Linked DNA regions of Homo sapiens: region 2 is linked to region 1. A link is a contact called in ENCODE Hi-C or POLR2A ChIA-PET data. All regions are on one chromosome and are shown on one strand. Each heading gives the region's core, a stretch centred on a gene start or an enhancer-like site at or near the end of the contact. The rest is flanking DNA. Distances are from core to core; before and after follow the strand shown.

The links. A loop is a pair of places that touch in the nucleus more often than their neighbours do. ChIA-PET counts read pairs that join two places held with the same protein, here RNA polymerase II (POLR2A). Pooled maps may share reads with other maps.
Region 2: a loop to region 1 is called in a map of naive thymus-derived CD4-positive, alpha-beta T cell, with 2.5 times the contacts of the local background. The contact joins two enhancer-like sites. A Hi-C loop is called at or near these places in 1 of 168 maps with a recorded cell type or tissue (naive thymus-derived CD4-positive, alpha-beta T cell) and 6 of 50 pooled maps. POLR2A ChIA-PET finds 5 or more read pairs at or near these places in 1 of 52 experiments (CD4-positive, alpha-beta T cell).

The regions. Positions count from the first base shown.
Region 1 is chr2:12,295,870-12,302,593 of GRCh38, reverse strand. All of the region lies in intron 3 of MIR3681HG (MIR3681 host gene), which reads right to left. Among named protein-coding and RNA genes, the nearest start is that of MIR3681, 100 kb to the right of the region's middle. Within about 2 kb of position 2,418, at least 2 of the 41 ENCODE cell types and tissues checked have a DNase peak (open chromatin) inside an H3K27ac peak, as active enhancers do.
Region 2 is chr2:12,854,699-12,861,657 of GRCh38, reverse strand. No RefSeq gene overlaps it. Among named protein-coding and RNA genes, the nearest start is that of MIR3125, 120 kb to the right of the region's middle. RefSeq lists a cis regulatory region at 4,490-4,653. Within about 2 kb of position 4,222, at least 6 of the 41 ENCODE cell types and tissues checked have a DNase peak (open chromatin) inside an H3K27ac peak, as active enhancers do.

The DNA of each region.
Region 1 (6,724 bases), core at 1,169-3,668:
TTATCCATAGGATAATTAACAATCTTATAGTCAAAAAGTTTTAGAACCGGGGTCCCAGCATTTCATCCACTAGGATGCCATGTCTGTGACAGGGCATGAATAAAACACAGGCATGCTGTCCCAAGCCTCACACATATGGAAAAGAGGGCAGCAGCCATGCCACTTGACCTTGGCAGTCCCCCATGAAAAGCTCACAGGTCCAGACACAGCCCACACCCACCGGAACTTAGTGCACTCCTCCAACTCTCAGGCCTGTGATGTGCTGTGTGGGTTGTTTATATGCACAGCTTCCCTTGGAGTTGTGCAGAGAACTTCCTGCCAGACTATATAAGACAGCCCTGCTGTCACTGGTTAATTTAACCATTTTGTTAAACAGATCCATCGCTTTTGGCTTGGTTGTCAGAGTTTGCGTTCTGGTGGCATCATTCATCTCACAAATCTCCATCAGGTATCAATACATGATAGCTACTCATTGGGGCGGTGGTGTCTTGATGACTGTAATCACACCTGTGCCCTTGGAAGCTTACCCTCGAGTATTCAGCCTACTCTAGACCTATGCATCTCCATAGACGTGGAAGCCTGGGAAGCGTGGTCAGTGCAGGCCTTCATGCTCTGCTCACATATAACCATATCCAGTTCCTTAGGCAGAAAGTCTTACCCTCTTCGATACATGACAGGCCCAGGAAGTGTGCATGCACAGGCACATGCTATCCCTTCTTCATTTATCTATTTTGGGTGTTTTTGTTTATTTAACATCTATGTCATAGCTTGGATAAGTCAAAGGTTGGATGATCCGAGTTTTCACTCTTGTGTCCTTCATTCATACCCTGCTGTTAGAATTCCTATTCCACTTGGAATAAAAAACAAAGTCCTTTCTAAGTCCATGGGGACCTCTATGACCTGGTCATACCTCTCTGGCCTGTCTCCTCCCACCCTTTTATTGGGCACTCTGCTCAGCCACTCACACCCCTAGATGTCCATCCACTGTGAGGCCAGGCGTCTTACATCCAGGCACCTAGCACATAGTAGGGATCCAAATATATGCTCTAGGGGAGGAAATGAATTAAGGGATTGTAGCTGTGAAGAGATTGCCTGTGATGTTGGGCGTTACTCAAGCTCTCCCACTCCCCGTGGGAGGCTGGGAGCATCAATTCTGTTAGCGAACTACCTCCTGTATTCTCAGCCATGGCTTCATCTTCTCTCTTTCACCCCAGAACGAATGCCCACTGTTTGGCATTGCTGGCCTACTCTCTCAATCCCCTCTTTTTGGAAAACCTCTACATGTTCTTCCATCCAGATGTGGGTGATAATTCTGCCATTCAACTACGGCAACCTAGCCCTGCCTGACCTCAGCAAGGCCGGCATCTGAGCTGTCTGCCTCCTAATACTGTAAAATAGGCCGAGTCACCCTCATATGACAATTGAGGAGCTAAAGTTCACAGCGAGTCAGGGACTTGCAGAAGTCCTACAGCTGGATTTAAACCCAAGCCTTTGTAACTCCAAAGCCGGCACTTGGCCCATTAAACCACCTTCATTCATGCATAAGTAAAGTTGGAAAGTTTCATTATTTCCCATCCAGAGGAAACTTTAAAACCTTCCTCCACCCCCAGCTCCACAACTCCACTGGCATCTCCACAGTGGCAAAGCTTTTGTGTGTGTGAATATAAACAAGCGGTAATGAATGGGAAACATACTGAACTACTGACCTTTCAAAGTTCTGGAATTCTATGAATTAAATCTTCTTTGTTTAAAAATTTGAACCTATTGTTTCCCCCTTGATCCCTGAGCAATATAGCTTCTCCAGAAGCAAGAGCAGGCCATCTGATTATAACAAATGTTAGAATATCTTTTCTGAGGTATAATTTTATCCAATAGGACATAGGGAGCCATTGAAGGTTTTTCAGTGGGACAGGCACATGACCATCTCTATATTTAGGAAACAGCAATGTAGAAGATGGGTCTGCAAGTTGGCACTGGTGCCAAGGAAACCACTGAGGCAAAACAAGAAACGAAGGAGAATTAAACAAATGCTGAAGAGGTATGGAGAGAGAGGAAGGAACATTGAGGAGGAATATTATTCCTCACCAGAATGCATGCTCCAAGAAAGCAGAAACATATCATACTTACTCACTGCTCTGTTTTTAGCACCCAGAACAATGTTTGGCAAATAGTCAATGCTCAAAGAATGTTTTAAATTTTGTAAACATTGTCATGGAGGACTGAAAGAATGTTGAGTGTTTTAGTAAGAAAGAGACGGCAGTCAGCACACCTAAGAATCATTTCAGGATCATGCCTGGGGACTGAGGGAAAAATTGGGGAGGAAAACCGAAAGGAAGTCATACACATGAAATAAACATCAAGTACTCTTCTGCAACTGCTCAAGGCATCCATTGTGACACCCTGGCAATCAGCGCTCCAGGAAGAGGCAGGCACAAACCTGCCTGGGAATTGTATAAGAACCTTCCAGCCATCCAGGTAGGTAATATCACAGCAGCCTCTGATCATTCCCACTTCTTTACTGTTGATAACCAGTTGCAAACATCTATTGATTAAACATCTGCATTATCTCTTGCATCTCCTTGCCATAGTTTGGATGTTTGACCCCCTACAATTCTCAGGTTGAAACTTGATCCCCAGTGTTAGAGGAGGCCTAATAGGAGGTGTTTGGATCATGGGAGTGGATCCCTCATTAATAGATTAATGCCCTTCCTGGTAAGAGTCATGAGTAAGTGCTTGCTCTATTCATTCCTACAAGAGCTGGTTGGGAAAAAAAAAAAAAAAAACAAAACAAAACGTAGAACCTCCCCTGTCTCTTTCTCTCTTGCTCTCTCTCTCTCTCTGTCTCACCTCTTCTCTTGCTTTGTGATGTCTGTACATACTAGTTCCCCTTCTTCCACCATGAGTGGAAACAGCCTGTGGCCCTCATCAGATGCAGATGCTGGTGCCATGCTTCTTGTAGTCTGCAGAACTGTGAGCCAAATAAACCTCTTTTTGTTATAAACTACCCAGCATCAGATATTCCTTTACAAGAACACAAAACAGACTAAGACATCCCTCCTCCCCATCTCCATTATCACTACCCTAGCTCACTCTTCATCACCCTCAGGGCTTTCAGCTGAACCATGGGCACTGTATCACTGAGCAATATAGCTTCTTCAGGAGCAAGAGCAGAACATCTGATTATAGCAGATGTTAGGATGTTTGCTTCTGAGATATGATTTTATCCAATAGGAAACAGGGAGCCATTGAATGTTTTCGAGTGGGACAGACACAGGATCATGTCTGTGCTTAAAAAATCAGCAATGTGGAAGATGGGTCTGCAAGTTGGCATTGCTGCCATGGGGACCACTGGGGCAAAAAAAAAGGAAATGAGCACTATAGTTCATTTGTCAGGGATGCCATCTCCCCGACACCATGTGCTCTAGACACTGCTCACCCTCAAAGTCACTAACAGATTATTCTTTACTTAAGTATAGTTATGATTACGGTGACCTCCTACTCAAAACTACTCTAGCCTTCCTTTTGCCTAGCAAATCTCCATTTCTTGACTTACCACCAAGACTCTTCCATATGTGTCCTCAATCGTGCCAGTCAGCCTCATTTCCCACCACCGATTTTCATACCCCATTTCCATCAAACCATTCTCACTCTAGTTTCTGTACATTTTCTCCCTGTTTCCTTAACTAGGAATACCATTCATCATATACTGCAGTTGCCATTTTTTTCTGCAAAGCATTCCCTCAGCCTTCTCTTTGACTCTTCAAGGGAACTTATTTGAAACCCTTTTATGATAACAATCACTTTCTGCCTTAGATTATGCTCATCTATGCACATATCTTATTTTTTCTAATAGACCCTGAGTCCTCAAAAACTAGGATTTGTATTATTTTTAACCCTCCAGAGGCCTAGTCCTTTATTTGACCTAATTTGTAATTCAGTAAAAGGAAATGAATAAATTAAGGACAGTCTGGTTTTAATTATTATATAAAAATAGGTCCAACAAAAACATCACTCTAGAGTCCATAGAAGTGGATGATCAGGACTTAAAAGCAGATCGCACACTGTTCTAGCTGGGAAAATATGCTGGAATAGTGAAACTACTATTTAAATGGAAAGTGTCTAATGGTTTTTGCCATGGAAGTTTGCATATTTATGTTAACTGCAAAGATAAAGAGAATACGAGCACATATGTGGTGGTGAATTGCTAGATTAAGAAATACAGAGACCATCCTTCAAGAAAACCATGAGGCTGGTGGGGGCTGATGAGACTCTTGACACTTTGTGAAAAACTTCCAAATAATGCAGTGTAGGCTGCAAGCACTGACATACAACTGATGTCTGATTCAGAAACAACAACTAATAATAAGATCTAAGAGTTAATGATTACTCTCTATGTGCTCAGAAACTTCTATGATTTATGCATGTCTAATTAGTACCTAATTTTCACCTTAAAATAATCCTATGAGTTGGATAAAATCTGAAACATAGAGAATCTCACTAACTTTCCCAAGATTGGTGGTCTTTCTATTTAATGTACCAATACTCTAAGTTGAATCCTTTCTTCATATTAGATTGAGAGAAATTTCCTTTTTCCCTTTGGAACTTAAGAAAGAGAATTATCACTGTCTAGTCCAGTGGTCCTCAAGTTGTAATTAATGGCCCCATAGAAAGGAGAAAAGGATTCTGAAACTCAAAGACACTGTATTATTGGACAGACCTAAGCACTGACGTAAACATCTCTATTTGTATTTTCTTTATTTTCCTTATAATTTGAACTTCTGACTGAGAGTTTATTGAAAGAAAATATCCTCCCACCTTAAAAAACTATTTCATTAGTTTCATCAAAACTATTTCATTATCTATTAGTAGATGCCTTACCTTTGTAAAGCTCCATTTGAAAAGCTATGTGCTGATAAACTGCTTATAATAGAGCCAAGAACACAAAACATGCTCTGTAAAGGTTAACTATAGATACAATTATCATCATCGTCTTCATTATTTCATTTGCTATGTCTCTCAGAATTCTTATTTGCATCCCCTGTGAGCTTAATATGACCATCTTCATGTAACAAATGTGAAAGCATAGCATTAAGGTGTTAATGATTTATTTATAAGGTCACAAAGCCAATAAGTAAAGGGATTAAACTTTCCATTGCTCTTAGGGTCAACATCAAGTTCTCAACAAGATGCACATGACCTCGTGCTGTCTGACTGTTCTCCATACCTTCAGCCTCAACTCACCCCGCTCTCTAGTATTCACTCCCCCACACCATCTGCACTCTGGTAATGGTGGGGAAAGTGCCTGCATGGCCATCTTTGAAGTTCCTCAGGTGTGCTCCTCTCCTCCCACCATAGCACCAACCACACACTTGTCCCTCCTCCTGTAACTGTTCCACAATCCACTCCTTTTCTCCTTGACCCAAGTCAAGTTGAATGACATCATACTTGACTCCAGTCCAAGCCAGGTCCCCTTCTTACACAGTCTCATAAAACTGGATACTTCTCCTTCCTAGTGCTTGTCTCAGTGTGTAATTACATGCTTATTATGTATGACTATTTGACTGATGTCTGAATTTTCCAATAGTTGATTATCTTCATGAAGACAGTGCTCATTATATCTCCAGATTCTTGGTACACATAGGCAGTAGAAATAATTGCTGAGCAAATATGTAAAGCCCATTGTTTTTCTCACATAGTTCTTTCTTCCCCACAACATTCCTACAATCTAAGGAAGGTTTCAGTTTCTACTTAAAGAGAAAAACTGGAGTTGGCCACTTAGCTTATTAGTATTTTCTCGAAGCTACCATTAGAAAAGGGTTCATCTTGTAAAATTCTTTGAGCTAGGAAGAGGGATGATCTAGGATGTTATCAGCAAACACAAGACCTGAGACTAAAACTGAGCTGTAGACACCTGAATAAGCCCTGCCTGACCTCTTCTGTCTGCATGCTAATATTCACAGATCTGCTGAGGCATTTCTGTGCTTCTCTGCCTGCCTTGATGAGGCTTTCGCTGGGAAAAAAGCCAGCCTCTGCAGCCTTCGGAGCTCCATGTGGTGAACACCAGTTGTCACCATGGGTGACACTAGCCTCAGTTTCTTCTAATCTGTCTGGAGCCCACATTGGCCTCATGGGCTTGAAGGCATCGGCCTCAATGATGGTTTCTCACTGTAGGATGATGGTGAGCGGGCACCACAGGAACCTACACCTGCCTCATTTGTCCCTGCTGGAACTTGCTGCCTTTGTCCCACACCCTGCAGGGCAGCTGAAGCTAGGTGGCCTGTTTCCTACAACAGCACGAGAGGACAGTCCCTGTGCTTGTAGCTTCTGGGGACTCCTCACCCTTGATCACTCCCAGCTCACAATCTCTCAGTGGTCCCTCCATTCCTCTGCCTGCTTTTGCTCACATTTAGACACAATTGTTCTAGAGGAGAATGAGCTCCATCAATCCAAACTACAGACTCAGAATTAGGAGCTTTACAGTTCAGCTCCTCCAGGTGCTTTAACATTTTCTTGGTAGAAAACGATGCCTTTGGCTTGTTTTAAAACCACATTTGCTTCCTTTGCTCAGGTCTCCTTAAGCACCAGGAAATGAAGACAGAAGGGCAGATATAGATACTTATTTTTGAGATTTAGTTCCAGGATTATTATTTCATCTGGGGCTTTCAACAAACTTGCAAGGCAGGCATTTTAATCTCCATTTTATAGATGAAGGAGCAGAAGAATT
Region 2 (6,959 bases), core at 2,973-5,472, 560 kb before region 1:
ACAATCTTTTTTACTAAATGACATCCATTACTTTCACTATATTCAATTTACAACAAGTAAGGCACTAGATCCTGTCCTTATTCAACAGGATGGGATTACACAAGGGCATAAAAGCCAGGAGATATGAATCATTGGGAACCATCTTAGAGGCTGCCTGCAGAAGACTGCTCTCTGCCTCTCAGTGATTCATGTCACTCCCAAATGCAAAATATTGCCTCTCAAGGTGCCCTAAACTCTTACTCCATTGCAGCACTAGCTCAGAGTCTAGAATCTCATCATTTGGGTCAGGTTCATTTATGTCTGAGACCCCTTCAGGTATTGTTCAGTAAGTACTTCTCTTCAAGTACAGTTCTTCTCAGTCTATAAGGTTATCTGTCCTCACACAGCCAACAGATAATGATGAAATGAACAAGGGATAGCCACCATAAACCCTCTTTTCACAAAGGGGAAAAACAGGAAATACAGAGAAGGAATTAGGATATCTAATCGGGCAAATGGTCATAGTTTGTTAATTAAGTCTCAATCTCTGGGAATGATTATCTATGGCTTTCATCTCTATTCTCTGGACTCTTACCTCCCTGTTCCCAGCCGCCCTTCCTTTTTTGTCAAAGTTAGCACATATTTGAAACAGAGTAGTTTTATCAGCCTGCTTCCTGCCAGAAAACTAATGGGGAATCCAAGAAACACTTTTTGATTTTATACTGGCAATATCCTTTCAGTTCAAGCTGACAGTATTTATATTGTTTTATCAAAAACAATTGGCATCCTGCAAATATCATTGATATTTTCTTCATTAGACAAAAGCCACACCCACAAATCTTATTAAGATCCATATTTTTTTTCCTATCTTGGGCTGTTGGTGAGATGGCTGGGGCGCAATGCCCTTAGGCTTCCTAGAGACCCTGTAGTTCAGTTTGAGGTAGGAGGTGGTACTCAACTCTGGAGGCACGGCTCAGATACTGGACCAGATTGAGGACTAGCTAAAACAGGGAAGAGGCAAAAGCAGCTCTCTGTAAGACATGCCCACCAGTGCCATGTCAGTTTACCATTGCCATGGCAACACCTGGAAGTTACTGCTCCTTTCCATGGCAATGACCCAATGACCCAGAAGTTACCACCCTTTTACTAGAAATTTCTGCATACTCTGCCCCTTAATTTGCATATACTTAAAAGTGGGTATAAATATGATTGCAGAACTGCCTCTGAGCTGCTACTCTAGGCATACTACCTATGCAGTAGCCCTGCTCTGCTAGGATTAGTACCTCCACTGCTGCTGTGCACAGCTGCTTCTATAAAAGTTGCCATCTAACACCACCAACTCACCCATGAATTCTTTCCTGGGCAAAGCCAAGAACCCTCTCAGGCTAAGCCCCAATTTTGCAGCCCGCCTGCCCTGTGTCAAGTTGACAGGCTCTGTGATGTGCAACCTTGATCTCTTCAAATGGATTTTTATGTGATGGATACTTTGAGGTGCCACACTTGATCTTTCAGACATCCTAATGATAAGCCTGACAGTCCCACTTTCAGCCTTACCTGTAGATTACATTTTCCTGGCAGTGCTATGGTTCTGAACTTTGCTTGGAAGCCATGTATTAATTTTGGCATCTTTTGGTGTCTGAAAAAGCTAAATAATTTTTAAACCATCCAGTCCTGGCTCCTTTAAGTTTAATAGTTGTTTCCTCAATTTATCTCTCTCCTCTTACCTTTTACTTTAAATAGCAAAATAAAAACAGGCAATACCTTAAACGCTTTGTTTGGAAAGCTTATTAGCTAAATGAAAAAGTTCATTACAAACATCTGCTTTCCACATAACTTCAGGTGACAGTGTTACTAAGCTTTCTGCCACTACATAACAAAGAAACAAGGATTGCCTTTCCTCTAGTTTTTAATAACATGTTCCTCTTTTCCTTTTGAACCCTCACTGGAAACATCTTCAAAGTCTATATTTGCACTAACAATCTGTTAGTGCAAGCAATTTAGGATTTCTGTAACATGTTCTTCAAAATCCTTTCAGTCTCTACCTTCTGCCTGTTTCTGAAGCCAACTTCACATATTTAGATATCTTTAAAGTGCATCCCACTCCTGATACCAATATCTGTTATTAGTTATCTACCTCTGTGTAAAACATTACCTCCAAACTTAGCTGCTTAAACAATACCTAATTTCTATCTCACATATTTCTATGGGGTAGTAACTAGACATGGCTTGGTGGAGCAGCTCTGACTCAGGGTCTCTCACAAGGTTAGAAACTGAAGTGTCACTGTAATGTAGTTATCTTCAGGCTCAATTAAGGGAGGATCTGCTTTTGATATGGGCCAAATTGTGTCCCCAAAAGGCATATGTTAAAGCCCTAACCTATAATACTTCAGAATGTTACTGTATTTAGAGATAGGGCATTTAAAGAGGTAATTAAGGTCAAATGAGGCCACAGGGTGGGGTCCTAATTCACTATGACTGGTGCCTTTATAAGAAGAGGGAAAGACAGGAGAGGCTCACATGCACTGAGGAAAGGCCATGTGAGAACATAGTAAGAAGCAGATGTCTGTAAGCCAAGGAGAGAGGCCCCAGGAGAAACCAACCCTGGCAACACCTTGACCTTGGATTTCTAGTCTCCAGAGAAAATAAATTTCTGTTGTTTAAGCTATTCAGTGTGTGGTATTTTGTTATGGCAGCCCCAGCCAACTAATAAAACTTCCAGGCTCACTCACATGGCTGTGGGCAGTGATTGTAGACTGCTGTTAGGAAGGGACATTTTTTTCTTTGTTAGGTAAGCCTTTCCATAGGGCAGCTCACAACATGAAACCTGCCATATGTGCATGTATGACAGAGCAAAGGAAGAGAAGGACCAGGAGAGGAAAAGAGAGAATAAGAGAAAGAGAGAGATGAAAGCCAAAGTCTTTTCACAACCTAATATCAGAAGAGATATCTCATTTATTTGCTGTTTTCAGTTAATTAGAAGTGAGTCAGTAGGTCCAGTCAACTCTCAAGGAGAGAGGATTACACCATGGTGTGAATATATGAGGGTGAGGATATCGTTCAGTTTATTGTCCACAGAAAGGCCAAAGTAAACTCTTTAAAAATGGCAATCATGTTCCTCCCAGATTGAAAAGTGGATCATAACTTTCTATGGTCCTCCAATAAAACCAACACTTCCTTTTTCTGTGGTTTTAAGACATGTCATGATTAGACTTCTTGCTCACCTCTTTAGCTTACTAACTGCCCTCCACCATATCACCTTGTTTTACATTTTTATTCTTCAAACATATTTAATTCTTCCACAACTCTGGAAATTTGTCTTTGCTTCTCCTTCTGCTTGGAGAGATCATCCTCAGATGTCCCCAGAAATTACCTCCTTTCTATTAGTCAGGTCTCAATATCACTTCCTGAGAGTGACCTTTGCCAGATATCCTCAGGTTGTTACACTGCCCCTGGCCACTTCTTATCACATTACCTAATTTCATTTTCTTCACTTGCCTATTTACTTGTTTATTGTTAGGTACTTCCACTGGAATATATGCCCATTCTTGTTCAGTTTAGTGACCTGATCCCTGGAGCAGTGCCAGACACATGCTACATATACATCAAACATGCTTGAACAGTTTATGGATGGTCTGAGTCAAGGAAGAAGGCCCTGATGCTAGGCTGGGGAGGCAGGATGACGTTTTATAAGGCCATTTTTGAACCTGGGTATAATATGTTGAAAAAAAGATCTAAAGGCACCAGGAAGCAGGTGGAAGAGTGATTAGTGGGGCAAAACCTGGAGAGAGCCCGAATGCAGAGTTGGGATTGCAGGCAACAGGGGCAATGGCAGTGGGAAGGATGGGCCTTGGCATTTTTTTTAAACCATATTTTATGGAAATATTTCTATATGTTTGTGCCTGAGTATCCCTGGCAGGAATGCAAATAAATATCTACTTTCCATTTTGAATATGACAGGGTTCATGCAATTCTATTTCTAGCCAATTCTGGCTTCTTCAAAAGAGAATGGCTATGCAGACATTGTCATAAACATGGAAGGGACTTTGTCACAAAGAGTAGGCACCTTTATCCCTTTGTTTTAAAACATATGTCCCCATAATTCTCATGCATTTGATACATATTCTGTTTGCATATTTTGAATTCCCAGAAAAATTTGTTATGTCTCTTCACTATGTACTGAGTCATAAATAGTGTACTTCTATAAACACATCAGCAAGATAGAAAAAAAAGTATGAATCGTGCTCCCAATGCCTTGGCCCTGCCACTCAGTCCTCTTAGTTTCCTATGTCTCCTTAAGAGAGGCAACAGAGAAATAAAGGGAGAAAGAGAAGCGAGAGAGAAAGAGAGAGAAATTGAGAGAGAGAAAGAGGCAGGGGAAAGAAAGAGGTTGGTGTTAATTTTGATTCTCTCTCTGGAGTGGTTGTTACCCTGTAGACAAGAATTTTATCCTGGCATGGCATTTAAAACAGGAAGTTTAAGCTACATAGCTGTGGTTTTTTGGCCTAGAATTGGGCCAACCTTTCCTTCCTTTTAGTGACTCAGATCATATACTTTTTAGAGCTAGAAAGAAACCCACTTCAGCCTCAGTTACCTGATCTGAATAAGGAAGTGGTTGAACCAGATAAGGTTTAAGAAACCCAGATCATAAAAGCCTGTGATTCTAAGCATCTGCAAGCACACGTGCACACACACACACACACACACACACAATCAGCAAGGTTCTGCTTGGAAAGCCTTGTGCATGGTACACACTCAATAAACATTTGTTTATTTGATGTTGTTTGATCTTATCTAATACAGCATCATCTGCTTTCCATTTCCAAAAAGGATGTGGATTGTTCAGCTCCTTATCCTTGCTAATTAATTCAATTCCTTCTTTTCATGGACAAAATGCTATGCGTGCACAGAGGAGGGAGGTACGAGTTTAGTAGGGACAGCTAAAAAGGAAGCTCCACAGAAGAGGTGATATTTCAGTCCTGAGGCATAAGTAGAAGTTTGACAAACAAAAAGAGATGAGGAAAGGCATCTGAGGACAAGAGAACAATCTAGTACAAAAACTTGAGGTATATGGGTCTGGTATATTAGGGAATCCTGAAATGTGGGGTGACTGAAGAGATGTTCAGGAAATTAGACCATACAGACAATGGACATGTTTTGTATTTGCCCATCTGCTGTCTGTTCCCCTCTCTGCTAACATCCCTTCATCTCTCTGGGAACTTCTTCCATCCCTCTCAGGCTTGTGTGTTGGGTTAGCCTGACCCCTACCCCCGGTCTCTACAGAAAGATGTGTGTCCCAAGTCCGGCCAGCCACAGCACTGAATCCCTCCACTCTCCAGGTTTATAAATTACTCAAGTAGGACCAATCCTACTCAATGGAATCAGGATTCCCTACTAAAGCAAATGGGAAGGAAGAACTGTTGCTCTGTGGACATCGCTAAAAGGGTAGCCTGAGGCTGTAGGTGGCTATTTTGCCAATACCTGCAGTAACCCCACCTGAGAATACAGCCATCATCACATAAGCAAAGCAGAACCAAGAGAGATTCTTGGTGAAATGCTTTCATCACCTGCTTCAGATTTCTCAAAGGGAGAGCTACTGTCATTCTGGGTAAATTTTTTAAAAATCCTCCTTGGGTGGGATGTTTTGCCCACTGCCCCACCTGCACATCCTTGGCAGATGCCCTGAACGCCACCCCCCACCCAGTTGTGATAAAGCACCCTCATGTGTTTCCAAATAGCCCCTATGGAGATGGCGTTGCCACAGGGAAGAACCTGATCTGTATGCAGTCTTGCCTACCTTGGTAGTTCAAAAGTCTATTTTTTTTTTTTTCAGTTTGGTTTTGGTTTGGCAGCTTGAACTGGGTTTCTGTCACTTGCAAGTAAAATGTTCTAACTACTTCAAAGAAGTAGGGGTCAAATGGTGAGCCTTGTCTCTACTTGCATCCTTTATTATCTGATTCATGAATGTGTGTGTGTGTGTGTGTGTGTGTGTGTGTGTTATCTTGAGAAGCATAAGAGGTAGGCAACATTAATAGTGAAACTAGACAACCCTAATTTGCTGAGTGTTAGATGTCACTTTAATGTCAAAACCCTTGGGGCTAAAAAAGATGTGACAAGGGAAAGTAAGAAGGGGCCCAAATCCCAAGTAACTTGAGAAATTGTACCTTGACATAAAATAAGCTTTAAAACCAAGATACCCAGGCAGGATATTTAAAATATTCATCAAGCAATTTAGCAAGAGAATAAAAATGAACCCATCAGTAAAAATGGATTACAGTGGGTAAAAAATGGGACGATTAGCCCTATATCCAGGAACTCACAGGATTCTCACTAAGGCTTCATTGTTATATCATCAGAGTATCTTAATATAACTTTGCTTTTCACAACAATATCCATTAGAATTTTTCTTTCTTTTAGTAACCAACTCCTTCACAGTTAGTCCAGCACCAAAGGAGAGGATCTTACGTTTCAGGCCAGTGTGATGGTCAATGTTCTTTCATCATTTCTCACTGATTTTGCATGCGGATTTTTCTTTCCCTATGTAATCTACCAGTACAGATAGCTTATTAAAAAACTGATCTTAAGGAGAACAAATGTGATGATGATTAATGTGCACATATATAGTTTTTCTCTTTTGTTTTATCTCTTTTTCTTATTTCTTTCTCCTTATAAAGAAACCCATAGAGTTTTCTTTGCTTGGGAAGCATTAAACCCTGTAATCTCTTGTTTCCTCTCATTTAAAAATGTGTCTTACTACTTTCTCAAAAGAGAAAAAAATAACTGTCTTTTCCAGTTTCCTTCAGTTAGTTGCTTTCCCCTAAAATAATCCATTCACACAAAAGCACTCATGAGCAATATATAATTTACTAGAGATTGCATCGAGCCAGCAGAGGGTTTATGTTGGCCCAGCCAATAACAAATTGAAATCTTCCTTAGACTTTGCTGTGGTGCCACAAATTTTCCATAGTGGGGGCTGAATGGTG